2 separate regions of the Homo sapiens genome follow, and region 1 is linked to region 2. The links are chromatin loops, found by intact Hi-C in ENCODE. Cell type or tissue: CD4-positive, alpha-beta T cell. All regions are shown on one strand. Each heading gives the region's core, and the rest is flanking DNA. Links, peaks and the distances in the headings are about the cores only.

Evidence for each region. Peaks named below come from ENCODE experiments on the same cell type or tissue, not always from the same donor. Only the 100,000 strongest peaks of a DNase experiment are listed, where the experiment ranks them.
Region 1: a loop joins it to region 2, with 22 times the contacts of the local background. A loop is called at or near these places in 5 of 110 quality-filtered maps.

The regions. Positions count from the first base shown.
Region 1 is chr15:95,290,749-95,293,670 of GRCh38, forward strand. All of the region lies in intron 1 of LETR1 (lymphatic endothelial transcriptional regulator lncRNA 1), which reads right to left. Among named protein-coding and RNA genes, the nearest start is that of LETR1, 35 kb to the right of the region's middle. In CD4-positive, alpha-beta T cell, for the core only: CTCF peaks have their summits at 1,339 (motif pointing left) and 1,538; no DNase peak of the experiment used is centred there.
Region 2 is chr15:94,162,781-94,165,702 of GRCh38, forward strand. No RefSeq gene overlaps it. Among named protein-coding and RNA genes, the nearest start is that of LINC01581, 56 kb to the left of the region's middle. In CD4-positive, alpha-beta T cell, for the core only: a CTCF peak has its summit at 1,617 (motif pointing right); a DNase peak (open chromatin) is centred at 1,631.

The DNA of each region.
Region 1 (2,922 bases), core at 323-2,822, 1.1 Mb after region 2:
AAGAAAGTTCGTGGGACTTCTCCCAATCAACTGTCAGGCCACATAAAGGGTCTGGAACGCGCTGACTTAAGCAAATAATATTTAGCCATCTAAGGATACCGTAAGGCCCAAGATTTTGCTTTGTTGGCGCTGACAGGAAATATTGATACATATCAAGTAACACTCCTGATGCAAAAAGCGATATGTGTCTCCTTTCGGCACTATCTCTGTTTAGGAAACACCTTGCTTTAAAAGAAAGCACAGGTGGGGGCAGGGACAATGTCAAACCCAGCACTTCACTGGGTTTTCCAGCTTTCCTGGGATCACAATTTCATGAAAATAGGAACTAAGCAAAAGTCGTCTCCTTTTTGAAAAAAACCAAATGTATTGGAATTTGAATTTGCAAACTCTCAGAATGTCTAGCTGACAAGTGAACCCTGCCCATAACCCCAAAACTATTCCTTAAGTTTATTAACCTAGGAAACCTGCCACTGATTAGGTTTGGGTGTGTTTCTCAGCTTTTACAATAGTCTAAACTATATTACAACTATGTGGTTACAGGGCCTAAAAAGTAAATTGAAATATGTGGCTATTAAGTCGCAAATCCCCTCAATAGGACATGTGAGTCAAAACTCAATTTTTTGTGAGAAGTAATGTCTGTAATCCTATTGACTCATCATTTTTAGACATTTGTGGCTTTAATTACAGGGGAAAAACTGTAATGTCCTGTCTTGGGAAAATTTGATAGGGAACATCGGGCTGTTACCATAGAATAAAGGTTGCGTTGGAGGATTTAATTTAAAAAGGAAAAAGAAAGAACCCTATTTTATCAGAATACTCTAAACATTCTCCATCAGTAACGTTGTGCCTGAGGTGATATCCTTGAAGATGCTGGAGGTGGCGGTGTTAATGAAATACCCGTTGGCATTAAATAGCATTTCTAGAATCCTGATTGTAGCGCTAAAAAGGAAAGTGAATTTTCTAACAGCACAATAAACAAGGGGAATTACGAAAAAAGAATCCGCTGGTTCTGTAAGGAAGATCGCTTCCAGTTAAACAAAGAAATTTAGGGTCGTCTGCTTTTCATGAAAATCACATACATATGGCCTTTGAAATTTGTCACTGAAGATGGTTTTGCTCTAAGGTAAAATTCACCACTTTATAGCTTTTCAGCCGCAAGTCTCTGGATTTTTTTTCTTCTCTCTTTTGGCCTGCAGCCCAATATGAATGTATGATCACTAGCACAAGAGTTAAACATCTGAGTCTTTTTGAAGTGTCTTCAATGTTACAATGATGTGATGGTTGATTGCCTAGCAGTCAGTTTAGAAAAGTCTGCATTCTGCCCCCTAGTGGTAGAGATTAAAGTTTAATGGCTGCTTCATAACACGTAATGCCTTTTTCCCTCCTTTTCCATATGTTAAGGATATAGAGCAGTGTGGGAATTACTGATGAGTTTTGTCATAATCTGTAAAGTGTATATTTTAAGCAGGAAAATTTCTAGACTGAATGGACAGGTTTACGAGGCACAGGGTCATTTGATGTATGTTTTGTGTACTCTGCTGTGCTTTGCCAAACAATATACATCACCACTATAAACAGACATTGTCCCTAATACAACATTCCTTCTGGGAAAATTTTGGGACTTCTTAATAGAAGCTATTAACCAAAAAGTGCATGGTGTTGCCAAAATTATAATATTATACACACACACACACACACACACACACACACACACATATATTCAGAGAAAGCATGGTATACTGTCAGATACTGTGGAACTTCACATTTCTTTTCAGATGACCATTTTTTGTACAGGAGGTAATAAAAACAATTTGCACTAGTTATACCACTTACTACTCCACAGGTCACATTCCCTTTGTGTTCAAGTTCATAAAGAAAACCACGCACACCCAAAGTAAGGGTTTGTGATGTCCGAAAGATTTTGATGTGGGAAACGTTGATCACGCACAGCTTTTTTTTCAGCTGACAATGAAGTGGAAGACATTTGTTTGAGTTTTTATCGTATCCTGAGTTCTTGCTTGTTTGTTATTCATCTTTAATGTAGAACTCATATCTTGCATGCAGGCAAGTGTTGGAAGGCACACAAAATCAAGCACCCATGATATAGGCATCATCCAATGAGTGTGTGTTTAGATCTTGCAGAAGTGAAACCCCATGTTGGAGGAAGACGGGACAGACCGAGGAGGAGAAGGAGGAGGAGGAGGCATCCGTGGAGAGTGGACAGGCGGGACAGCTGGACCATGTGTAATGTGTCAGTTTGCTTCTGTGCCACTATTGTGTTGCTGATGTTGGAATGCAGGGAAGGCGCTAGTTTATTGAATAAGGAGCCATGTAAATTCCAGCTGTCAACATGTGATCACTCCCTCGGACAAAGAGAGAGGCTTTCTCCTCACTCATATTTGATTTCTAGTCACAGCTACACATTTTCCAGAGCCCTCATTGCCACCAGGCTACATCTGAGTAGCCTTTGGCCAGCCTTCTCTTTTCAGACTGGTTTTGCAGGGTGAGTACCTGGCTTGTAATGGTGTGTTGGCTGGCATTCAAATGACACAGTCAGAGTTAGTTCAAAAAGAATGCTATGGCTGTAGTGATAACAAATAATCAATAGTATTTTTAAAGCAGAATTCTTGCTATTGTTTGATCTATTTCAGTATAAAAGGCAAATGCTTTACTCAAGAAGAATAGTCCAAAACAACAATTCATACACTAGGTAGCTTTTCTTATTGTGAGACATGTCAACTGGGTTGTAACCATGTCAGTCTATGCCTTTCTTTAAAAACTGCTCCAGGGAACCACAGGTCCACAGAGGGACAGAGAGGCGCTCACTTCTTATCTTGCTGTCTTGCTGTCTAGCTCTGTACCCTCGCCATGTGGCTTGAGAGAGGCTGCTGACATTACTGAGATTTTGAGTGGGGTTCTGGG
Region 2 (2,922 bases), core at 233-2,732:
TCAGCTCCTTGTCTCACCATAAACCTCAGAAATGCAATGATGCTACCAAGAAAGCGTGCAGCAGCCACCACGAAAAGCTTTGATTTCCTCCTCTTTCTATTGCTCCTTCTCTCTCCTTGGGACTCACGCTAAGAACTTGAACTGTATGATTTCATATCACTTAAGGAAAAAAAAGGAATATTAGGGAGTTCAAGGGGCAGCCACTTGGCAAACATGAAAGCTTGCTTCGGAACATCTTTATAAGCCCCATTTTCATCCAGGTGCTCCTGAGAGCTGCCCCCTGCAGAGCTAACAGAGGCTTCAAGTCCACGCTGCTCATATCCCTTGGCAGCAATTAGAGAAACTGCCCTTCAACATGGGCTTTATTTTATCCTGTGATTGCTAGGGAGAGCTACAAACAGCATCCAGCAGGCAGCGATAGCATTACCTGTTATCATTGTCATTTTCTATTTCATTTATGTTCAACCGCCTTAAATACCGGAAAAGCAGTTTTACTTAAAAGGCTTGGCCCTGCACTTCCAGGTTTATCAGAATAAAGCAGAAACCAAGCTGGAGAGTTTTAAGGGCACAGGAAAAAAAATTAACACCGTTTGGAGACAGGAGGCTTTGAATTATAGTGGGCAAAGATAGCTGGGTTCTGCTTAAGACTTTAAGCATCCAAATAGGTGCATTTAAAATAAATGCCCCCACAGACTTCATCTGAACCCTCATGCCTTTTGTGATCAACATAAAGCAAGCCTCTCAGCAGTAGCTCTCATAAATTCCAAGGATTAATCCACACAGATTGCATTTGGGATACAACAGCAGGTTCGGATGAAGAGCGGGTAGTTTTGTCTGAATGCTTTTCGCTCAGTTAGTAGCAGGACAGCTATCTGTTTTTTGAGACTTAAATTTGGAAATAACTGTCATTTATTGGGTACTTTAATGGGCTAGGTGAGGCCTGTTCAAGGACTTTAGATGGAATTTCATTTAACTCGTACAAAATCTTGTAAGTAGCATTAAAGACGAAGAAATCAAGACTCAGAGAGATAATTAACTTGCTGAAAATCAAATTGCTGGTAAGTAATGGAGAGCCAAAATTTAGGTAAGAAGGGATATCAGAGTCAAGGTGACAGCAGATGTATCTTACTCAAAAACATCATTCCTCTTCCACCAGGCCATACCTTTGACATATGCAAAATAAATATTGCCAAATCTAAGATGCCATCAGTTGTGAGATGCTCTGTCATGTATCATAAAGAAAAGACAAAAAAACTTGTCAATTAAACTGATTCCAAGACACATTCTAATTTCAGATGTAAAATGTGAGGAAAAAAGTGTTTTTAAAGAGCCGTGAAAAAATGGTAATTAAAAAACTAGGCTTAAATGTAAACAACAAAAATGGTAATTAAAAACTAGGCTTAAATGTAAACAACAAAAATGGTAAGTAGAAAACTAGGCTTACATGTAAACAAAAAAATGGTAATTAAAAAAACTAGGCTTAAACGTAAACAGTAAAGAAGTAATACGCAGGCCTAGCTGGAGGGCAGATTGATGATACACAAGGCACATTCTTGTTACCTCTGCTTTCTCCGAAGCTGAGAATAAAATCCAGATTCAATCATTGCCGTTTCTGTATTCTACCTGCAGGGGGCAGTGCAGGCTACTGTATGTGGCCTTTGGCCTCACTGGGAAAGGGTTTCAGAGGATCAGGGGCAGTTGGAGAAATTTTTTTCACTTCTTTTATTTGTATTTGCTGTTTCTGAACTGATTTGAATCACAGTGTCATTTCTGTTGCGCTTTCCTTCTCCTTCTTCTCCTCTCTGATGTCTTCTCTCTCCGCATTTACTCTTTTTCTCCCAAGATTCCCAAAGTCTGAAACAGCTCTACTTGCAGTGAAAAGAAATGCGTCCCCCTTTTCCTTGCACTTCTAATCAGACGTTGACGGATTAGCTAAAGGCGGGGGGAAGCTGGTGTCCTGATTATTCTATGTGCCCATTTATCTGGAGAATGTTTCTCAGGTAGATCTTCCTACCTCTTGATGTACTTGATGAAATCTATTTCTATCACTTTCCTCCTAAAACCCTCAAATACCCCGTCAAATCCCATAGGATAAGTCTAAGCATGGAAATCTATCTTAGCCTGTTTCTCCTACCCTGTTCTGCACCACTACACCAGGCTGCAGCCCGTGAACACATACTGTGTCCATTCCCAACTCCGGGCCTTCACTTATGGCTGCCTTCTCTCTGAAATGTCCTTCCCCTATTCTCTGCTCATAAAACATCATGCTCACTCATCCCTCAAAACTCAGTTCAAGTTCCTTAGTGAAACCTTCTCTCACTTGAACTTCACAGCCTTCCACATACATCCCAACCATCTTAGCAGCCTTCTGTGCACAAGCTCATTGGCAGGCTGTCACTCTAGCAGCTATCAATGTGGCAATCTTCCTCTTTCGTTCTTATTTATATCTGTTTTCCCATTACATAGCACAGGGCTGGAATGATGGTAGGTACTCAATTCATATTTATTAAATTCATAATCGAATGGCTCTTTTCTAAAATACACTACTTCTGATATATCCTAGGTAAGTTATCTTTAACTTGTACACATTTAGGTCACCCGGAAAGCTCTTGAAACTCCTCATAAACAGACCCCACCCCAGACCAATGAAACCAGAACTTCTGTGGATGTAGCCCAGGCATGAGCATCTTTGAAAGTTCTCCAGCTTTCAAGACGCAACCAAGGCTTAGAATTACTGCCATTGCAGTGATTTACAAAATGTGGTCCCAAGGCCAGCCATATCAACCTTTTATGGTAAAGGCAAATTTTTAGGACTCACCCAAAACCATAAATGCAGAAATGGCTGGGGAGTTTGGGAGTGGTGGCTGGGGGGCGGGGGGGGGGGCAGGGTAGCAATCTGTATTTTAAGAGACCATTTATTTA